Linked DNA regions of Homo sapiens: region 1 is linked to region 2. A link is a contact called in ENCODE Hi-C or POLR2A ChIA-PET data. All regions are on one chromosome and are shown on one strand. The core of a region is the stretch at or near the end of the contact, and the rest is flanking DNA. Distances in the headings are between cores, read along the strand shown. Region 1 overlaps LOC107986674 (a long non-coding RNA gene). Region 2 has its middle 34 kb from the start of LINC00242.

Evidence for each region. Hi-C counts contacts between places; a loop is a spot of excess contacts on that map. ChIA-PET counts read pairs that join two places held with the same protein, here RNA polymerase II (POLR2A). Pooled maps may share reads with other maps.
Region 1: a loop to region 2 is called in a map of naive thymus-derived CD4-positive, alpha-beta T cell, with 3 times the contacts of the local background. The contact joins two enhancer-like sites. A Hi-C loop is called at or near these places in 10 of 168 maps with a recorded cell type or tissue (CD14-positive monocyte, dorsolateral prefrontal cortex, endothelial cell of umbilical vein and 5 more), 2 of 37 single-sample maps with no recorded cell type and 18 of 50 pooled maps. POLR2A ChIA-PET finds 5 or more read pairs at or near these places in 1 of 52 experiments (OCI-LY7).

What each region holds. Positions count from the first base shown.
Region 1 is chr6:169,953,861-169,958,405 of GRCh38, reverse strand. LOC107986674 (a long non-coding RNA gene) reads right to left here. Exons shown (of 5, transcript XR_001744483.2): 5 at 3,134-4,545. Among named protein-coding and RNA genes, the nearest start is that of LINC00242, 160 kb to the right of the region's middle. Within about 2 kb of position 2,550, at least 2 of the 41 ENCODE cell types and tissues checked have a DNase peak (open chromatin) inside an H3K27ac peak, as active enhancers do.
Region 2 is chr6:169,830,646-169,835,293 of GRCh38, reverse strand. No RefSeq gene overlaps it. Among named protein-coding and RNA genes, the nearest start is that of LINC00242, 34 kb to the right of the region's middle. Within about 2 kb of position 3,178, at least 3 of the 41 ENCODE cell types and tissues checked have a DNase peak (open chromatin) inside an H3K27ac peak, as active enhancers do.

The DNA.
Region 1 (4,545 bases), core at 1,301-3,800, 120 kb before region 2:
TATCGTTTCCACAATGGTTCTCACGAGCAATGCTCAAGGGTCCCAAATTTCTCTGGATCCTTTTGCCATAACGTCTTATTTTTTTTTTCATTCTCTTTCTTCCTGTCTTTCTGCCATCCTAGTGGTTGTGAGTGACCCAGGTTTTTTTTTTTCTTTATGTCAGTTGGCCTGATTCTATGACTCAGAATTTCTGTTGACTTTGGTTCCTGCTTAAAATTGAAAGGGGCTATCATCGACTTCAATTTCTCTAGCAAAAGTTAGAATAAAGATTACTGCGTTTATATTACAAGTGCAAAGAACCAATTATCTGTGACATTTTTTTCTTTCTGGAAAACTATCTCAACGAATAATCTCAAGCCTCTCACTGCCCCCAAGTTCCACCAAAAACAAAACCACTTTCAACCACTGAGGAGCCAACCTGAGCCGGCCATTGCATCTGTGGCGGCCTCCCTGGGGAGGGGCAGTGGCAGCCGGGAGGGTGCAGGATCGGGCTGGCGAAATAATCTCAGGGGAGGGCCGTAGGGTGCAGGGAGGACCGGAGGGTGCAGTGAGGACCGTGCTGGCAGAATGATCTTGGGGGAGGTGCAGAGGCGCCACGGGGATGTGCCGGCTCAGCCAGCCAAGGGCAAGGAGGCTCAGGGGGGTGAAAAGGAAGGAAGGAGGCCTCAGGCAGGGAGGCCCGTGTCCAGGTGCTGCGCCAGGACCCACCGCAGGCTCAGGCCGCAGAGGCACGGGACCCCGAGGGCCATGGTGAGAGAAGTAGGCACTCAGACCCCACCACAAGGGACACGGGGCCCAGGAGGGCCGTGTCTCATTCCCCAGCCACTGACCACAGTGCCTGGGTGCAGCCTCCAGCCCAGGCTGCCCTTCGCTTTCTCCCAAAGGTGCCACCTGCCCAGGCCTGCTTCTCCCGTGAGACATCAGGACCCGCGATGGCTCAGCGACTACTGTGAGAAGCAGCAGAGCCCAGAGGCGAACCAGCAGCCACAAACCCAGGTCCCATGGCCCTCAGATGCAGACCCCAGCCCCCAACCATAACCCTCTCAGATGCAGGGTCTAGCCCCCCACCACAACCCTCTCAGATACAGGGCCCAGCCCCCCACCACACCCCCTCAGATGCAGGGCTGCAGCCCCCCACCACACCCCCTCAAATGCAGGGCCCAGCCACCCACCACACCCCCTCAGATGCAGGGCCCAGTCCCCCACCAGAACCCTCTCAGATGCAGGCCCCAGCCCCCCACCACACCCCCTCAGATGCAGGGCCCAGCCCCCCACCACACCCCCTCAGATGCAGGGCCCAGCCCCCCACCACACCCCCTCAGATGCAGGCCCCAGCCCCCCACCAGAACCCCCTCAGATGCAGGCCCCAGCCCCCCACCACACGCCCTCAGATGCAGGCCCCAGCCCCCCACCACACCCCCTCAGATGCAAGGTCCCATAACTCCCTAGACACGGGCCCCAGCCCCCTATTCCCCCCCAGACATGGGGACCCCAGCCCCAGAAGGTGCCTGTTCAAAGGGAGCTCCGGGGTCCCGCTGGGCACCTGGGTGTGCTCCTGGACGCTGCCTCTGGGCACCACAGGGAAGGTGTTGAGGATGGACAATGCATGGGGCCAGTGGTCCAAGAGGAAGGACCCGTCCACTGGGGCCCAGGGCAGGTGCCAGGCTCAAGCGCAGAAGGCCTCTGATCCCAAGGAGGCAGCGCCGGCACTTTTGGAAATGGAGCAACATTTGGAATGCTTTAGGACTTTCTGTCCAGTAGGATTTGAGAGCAACTTTTAGTAGAATGAAAAAGAAGAGAGTGTTGTGAGGCGCTGCCTTGTAGCTTCCCGGCCGTCTGCCTGTTGAGTCTGTGTTCTCGAGTTCAGGATGAGATTTTCTCAAAGGCGGCACATGCAGCTGTAGCTACTTAGCGTCCTGATTTCAGACGAAGAAAATGCAGGGACGACTGAAAACACAAAACGGATACCACATTTGAATTCGGTGGCATGACCTGCAAAAGCGGACCCCAGCGTCCCCTCCTGCCGGAAGCAACTGAACACAGGTGAAGTGGGCGTGGCTCAGCAAGGCCTGGCTGGTAGGGTCGGCTGAGGCCGGAGGTCAGCAGCCCTGTTGGTTGCTGGCTGGGTATGGGTGCCTTGAGGAGGTTGCCATTAGCTCTGGGTGATGCTGGTGGGGCTTCAGAGACCCTGGTCCGCTGCTGAGTGAGGTCCGGACCCTCAGGACAGCCAAATTTGTTTCCATCCTGCATCAACACTTGCCACCCAAAACTCTGCTCTTGTGTCCTCAGCCCCAGCCCACCCAATCCTGAGGGCTGAGGTGGCCCTCCCCTCCACGCCCCCTCACCTGAAAGCCTCCTTGGGGCCTTGGCAGCAGCAGCCAGCTCTGTGGGAGGGAAAAGGAGGCTTGTCCAAGTGAAAGCCAAACACACAGCCACCCCCCCTTCACCCAAGTTCCCTGTGAATTTGCGTCTTTCTGCAAAACTCTACCCAAATCGTGTATGTGGAGCAAGACTACTGCCGGCCCCTCCCTCCCTCACCCTGGAGGCTGCAGTTCACGTTAGCACAGTGAACACTCTTCCGTGATTGCACTAAAGAAACTTGCTTGTCGTTTTTAACCCAGCACTTCCCAAACTTACTCGCATGGAGCTCTTTTCTTGCAAAACGCGTATTAACATTTGGTGGAACACTTGTACTCCTGAAAGCACAGCAGCGGCAATTCTCGTCTATAAATGGTTTTGAATTTAACAAATGCCATTCAACGAGGTTTTTCTTAACAGATTTATTGAGATATACTTTAAATGCATACAATTCTGTGTTTTTAACATACGAAAAGAAATCAAGCTGTTATTAGCAGTTACTTCCTGCTTCCTCTTCTCTCCTCCCCTGGCAACCCTAATCCACTTTTATTTCTACAGGTTTTCACTTTCTGTACATTTCACATAAACAGAACAATGCAACATTGGTCTTTTGTGGCTCTTTCACTTAATTTTTTCAGGTTCATGCATGTAGCATGTGTTTGTAATTCATTCTTTCTTTTCCTTTTTTAAATAATTCATAGATTCACACATCATTTCTTTGTAATGGCTGAATAATATTCCATTGCGTGTGTTTGTGTGTGCATTTGTGTTTTTGTATTTTTGTGTGTTTTATGTGTTTGTGTCTTTGTATTTTTATGTGTTTTTTTTGTTTTTTGTTTGTGTGTGTGTATGTATGTTTGTATGTTTGTGTTTGTATGTTTGTGTGTATGTGTTTGTGTGTGTGTGTTTGTGTTTTTGTATTTTTGTGTATGTTGGGTGTGTTTGTGTTTGTGTGTGTGTGTGTCCCACCTTATGTCCTTTCATCAGTTGATGGGCATTTGGGTAGTTTCCATTTTGGGCTATTTTGAATAGTTCCCTATGACATTCTTTGTTTTAGTATGTGCTCTTCTTAGACACAGAGCCAATAGGATGCATGTACAGAGAGAAAGATAAGAAGGGGATTTTTTAGCGGAATTAGCTCATGCAATTTTGGAGGCTGAGAAGTCCCATGACAGGTCATCTGCAAGCTGGAGAACCAGGGAAGCTGGTAGAGTGGTTCAGTCCAAGTCTGAAGTCTTCAGAATCAAGAAAGCTGATGGTGTAACTCTCAATCTGACACCAAAGGCTCAAGAGCCCAGGGGGTCACTGTGTTAAGTCCCAGAGTCCAAAGGTCAGAGAACCAGGGGTTCTGACATCCAGGGCAAGAGAAGAAGGGGTCCCAGCTCCCCAAGAGAAAACAAGAATTCAGTCTTCCTCTACCTTTGTTCCATCCAGGCCTTTAGCCCAGATCATTGAGGGCAGATCAATGCAGGTGGACCTTCCCCACTCAGTCCAACAACTCACACCTCAGTCTCCCCCAGAAACACCCTCACAGACATACCTTGGACAGATCAATCATTCTAATCAAATGCCAATCTTCCTAGGTTTCTCTTTTGGCAGAAGAGGGATGGGCTCAGTGCCTCCTGGAGTACTGAGGATGATCAATGGCCTCCCAGCTACCTGGGCATCTCTTGATCCAGTCAGGTTGACACTTATAATCAACCATCACAAGTCCACCCCTTGTCAACTTGGCACCCACATGCATCTCCTTAAACCATATTTAATCTCTTAAAAAGATAATGACAAGGTCATAGTTCCACCTAGCATGATACAATTCGTACAATAAAAACACACTAATTCCTTCCCCAGAGGAGGAAGTGAAGTCCTTGAGTGACATTTACTCCTCTCCTGTAACTTAAACACTATGGTGTAAAATTAACAATACTTAAATACTGATGCAAACTCAATACATCTCATATGATAAAGGAGTAAGATAGAAAAGAAGAAAAATTTGCCTAATATATGTATATTTACATGCAAACATATTCGTAGCAACACAGGGAGAAAACACTCATGGCAGTGGCAGCCTTTGATTCTGTAACTGGTCCCGTGGGTGTAGCTGGTGCTCCTAATGACCTTCTACCACCTGCTGTGTTCTGTTTGCCTGCAGCAAGACCTCAGCTGGTTGCCGTGCTGTACCTGGCAGGG
Region 2 (4,648 bases), core at 1,929-4,428:
GTGCGTAGAGTTGTTCATAGTGGTCCATTACTGTCATTTTTATGTCGGTTGTGTCTATAATGCTATCATCTCTTTCAGTCTTAATATTGATCATTTGTTTTCTCTCTTTTCTCTCTGTCATTTACCAGTTTGTTGATATTTTTAAGAACTGTTTTGAATTCATTGATTTTCTTTCTTGTTTTTCTGTTTCCAATTTTCATACAGTTCAAATTTTTTTCTAATTTCTTTGAAATGTAAAATTGACCTATGCATTATCTAAGTGTGTCATTTAGCCTTCAAGTAGCTGGAAGTTTCCCCAATATCTTTTTGTTATTAATTTCTAGCTTAGCTTTATTGTGGTCAAAAGCATGCTTTGCATGATTTCAGATCTTATAAAATTGTTAGAGCTTTCAATGACCCATGGCATGATTTACCCTAGTGAACATTTCACGTGCCCCTGAGAACGTGTGTGCTGCTATTGCTCGGCAGCGTGTTCTGCACATGTCAAGTGAGTCCAGGTGGTTGGTGATGCTGTTCAGTTCTTTATCCTCCTTCTAGAAGATTTTCTGTTCTATTCTAACCATGACTGATAAAGGAGTGTTGAAGACTCCAACTACCAACTACAGTTATTAATCCATCATTTCTCCTCTCGGTCCCACCAGTTTATGTTTCGTATATTTTGAAGTTCTTCTGTCACGTGCATACTCAGGACGGCAACGTCTGCTTGTGGACCTGACCTCTCACCATCATGCAGTGCCCTTCCTCATCAACCACAATCTTCCTGGCTCTGATGTCTATCTCGTCTCTGCAGCCACCGAAGCTTTTTTATTATCATTAATGTTTATGTGGTGCATCTTTTCATCCCCCTACATCATTATATTTAAAGTAGGCTTCCTGGAGACAGCACAGTTTGGTCTTTTTAAAATATCCAATCTGATCATCTGGTTTTTGATTGATATGCTTAAGCTACTTATATTTAATTTAGTTACTGGGGTGTTTGGATTTAAGTATGTCATTTCATGATTTGTTTTCTGATTGTGTCTTACATTTTTTTAATCAATTTCCCCTTTTATATCTCCATTTGGATTCTTAGAATAGTTTTAATATTCCATGTTAAGGGTCTATTGGGGTCTGGTTTATATCTCTTTGCACAGCTGTGTGGGTGTGTGGTTCACGTACGAATTACAATTTACACAATTAACTTTTCACAGTCTACTGAGGATAACATTTTGCTGTTTCATGTGGACTACAGAAGCCACTTCCACAGCGGCCTCCATGCCCTCCGCTGGCCCCGTGCCCTCCCCTCTGTGTGGACCTCTGCGTTAGCTGAAAAGACCAGTGTTATGGATGCTGCCTTCATTCCTCATACACACCGAGAAAAAGGCCTATTTTATTCACCCAGACATTTATCATTTCTGTCACTTTCCCTTCATTCCTGAAGTTCCAGATTATCCTTACTGTTTCTCTCTGCTTGAAGTTTCTGTGGCGCTTCTTTTATCACAGGTAAATTGGAAATAAATTCTTAGTTTGTCTTCATCTGAGACTGTCTGTATTTCACATTCATTGCTGAAAGACACTTTTGCTGGATATAAGGTTCAAGGTGCGTAGCTCTTTTCCTCCATGCTCTGGGCCTGCTGTGCCACTTTGAGGACTCCAGGGCTCCTCCTGAAGGTGAATCCACGCTCCTTTGGATTTTTGCTCCCTGTGCGTCACGTGCTGATTCCTCTGGCTGACTTTAAGATTTCTTCGTGTTTGGTTTTCAGCTGTTTTATTATGCTGTGTCTGGGTGAGGGACTTCTTTAAGTTTATCATCTTTGGGTGGCAGAATAAATTTCATAAGCAGCCTACTCATACTCTCTCAGATGAGTCATCACAATGTCTAATTGGCTAAAGGAAACTCTAGAGTCTTGAAGGAGTTACTATTTTCCCCCAAAATTAACTTAGAAGATCGAGAGTAATAAACCATTCTTACACATATATAGGTGCACTAGAAATAAAAAGAAAAAAAGAAATGTTTCTCTCTATTATTTTCGAGTAGGAAAAAAATGACAGCCTACATTTTAAGTCTGGGCCTTACATATTATTTCTGTGTACGGTGAAAGTGGAGGAAAAGGCCTTCTGTGTGATAATTACGGACAAGGTGCTTCTGGGGGGCTCACAGAACACAACAGTTAACAAGCGGGTGTCTTCACCAATCGTCATTACAGCTAATGTAGGCTGAGCAGTTCTTACACGGCAGGTGCTACACCCACCTCTTTACATGCACCCTCTCGTGTTATCCTTGGAACAACCTTGTGACCTTAAACATTATTAACCCCAATTTGCAGGTGAAATTGAGGCATAAGTAACTTTCCCAAGAACATACAACCAACAGATCCAAGAAGTCCATGTTCTTAAATCCCGACATGAACTCCTGTCACATCCTGAGAAGGCACTCATGCTGAGCAAGTTAAAGGAATCATCTCACCCTACCCACACATTAGCCAGGGGGGCCATTTCCTGTTTCATTTCCTATCAGTGTGTGTCTGTTCTTATTTGGAAAAGTAAAGGAGGCTTGGCTTAAACCAATCTATCCTTGAAGCCACATTTTAGAAGGGTAAATATTGCTTCTCATGTCACATGTTTGATCATGCTTCTAAACTAGCTGGGCAACCAGAGGCGCTGCCTCGGATCTGTGCTGCTCAAGGACACAGCTCTCCCTGTGGCTCTGGGTTCTGTCCCAATTCTCTCCCTCTGCTGCTCTTAAAAAGCCCTTATCCATTAGAGACACAGTAGTTACATAAAATTATATCTTTTGGGATGGCCAGAAAATACTCCAATCCAAAGAGAAAGAGAGATAGAGAGTGGGGACAGGCAGAAACTGATTAAACAAGTTGAGTCGTGAGTCAATAATTATTAGTCATAAGCCACTTAATTATTAATCAGGTGGTACTTGGTACATGGGAGTTCATTACACAGTCCTTTCTACATTTGTATGTACTCTTTAAACATCAAAATAAAAAGTTAAATTTTAAAACACAAATAGAAAACTAGTGTGTGTATAGATGTGTGTATCCATGTATATACCTGTGTGTATAAATCTGGTTTCTGCACTTACTGTTCTACTGAAATGAGTGGCTCTACGACGGCCCCGAATTTCCGAATCCTTGGGTCTGTTTTTAGACTTCTTCGCAACCAGTCGGCGGTGGACTCTGCTGATCTCTTCATTTATATGAACTGGCAACTCGCTGCCCTCTCACAGCTTTTGCGAGCTCCTTAATTTCTGCCGTGTTCTTGGTTTATTTGGAGTCAGGTTTCCTCTCCCCCATTTCTCACACGTTTTCCCTGAAGATGCTCTTCCGCTCACACGGCATCTACTGTTACCAAGTCTGAGGGAATTCCTGTTCTAAATCCCTTTTCAAAGCAGCAAATTGTGCTCTGAGGCAGCTCCTGTCCCTGGAGCAAAGGCTCTGGTCACTAAGGAGCGTTCTCGCGCACGTGAACAGCGCCCCCTGCCGTGGTGTGGAGATATTGCGTCATGGAGACCCTCCCTGCGCAGCTGCCGGCAGGACCCGAGTCTGTCCCCTACCTGGGAGACCTCTTGGCAACCAGGCAGTTTGCGGGGGTTGCTTCCTTGGCCCTTTCCACTCATCGGTGTTGAAGGGTTAGAGCAAACCAGCCGCCCTCAGCCACCAGCTCCCAGCAGATGAAGTCAGGGGTGTGAGAAGACGCTTCCTCATCCTTCTGTGACTCGAGGTATCTCTGCCCTTTGGGAAGCAAGAAGAACAGCAGCCGTTTCTGCCAGTGTCCTCATACAGCTATGGCTTCAGCAAGCCACGCGTGGTCATCTGTCAGGGTCTGGGAAGAGAAAGAAGCCACGGAAGCTACCAGAACAGATAATTCCCATGAGGGACTTGATGTAGGGAATCCGTAGGTAGAAGGTCCTTAACTGGGGGCCAGAGAGGAAGCTGCTGCCTCCCCAAGCTTGGAGGAAGAAAAGGAAGAGACGGACTTGTTCTCATTTTGACTCTTGAAGAAGGGACACATGGCCTGAAGAGGAGGCCCCAGCTGCTGTGAGGGTCTCGGAGGGAAAATTGCAAATGGGGTTTGGGAGCCACTGTGCAAAGTGAGTGAGCAGCCTTGCAGCTGTGGAGCATTGCAGGGATGCAGAGCCCGGCTGTGGCACTGAGAAGGCCGCAGGTGTCAGCGCCGGGCCCCTCCTCCTCCCGAGGGTGGGCAGGGCTGCGCTGCTGGAGGATGAACACCTGAGGGCTGGGCTGCTGCAGGATGCACTGCTCAGGTCACTCACTAGCGGGAGGGAGAATTTTAGGACTGACTAAAGTCTCCGGACACATCCTTGGCAAACACAGGGAAGATACGTGGTTAATGCTCCAGGCAGAATGCGCAAGCGTCCCAAATTCCTAGGCTGAAACCTCACCCACAAGGTGACAGTGTTAGGAGGTGGGGCCTTTGGGAGGTGATGAGGTTCGGAGGGTGGAGCCTCATGGTGGGATTAGTGCCCCTACAAAAGAGGCCCCAGGGAGCTGCCTTGTTCCTTCCGCCCCGTGGGGGCACAGCCAGAAGGCTCCATCTGTGAACCAGGAAGTCTGCCCAGACACCCAGACACTGGAGCAGGGATGTGGAAAATGCCAGGCATAGCCAGGTGATGGTGAGTGGCCCTCTGGGGGCC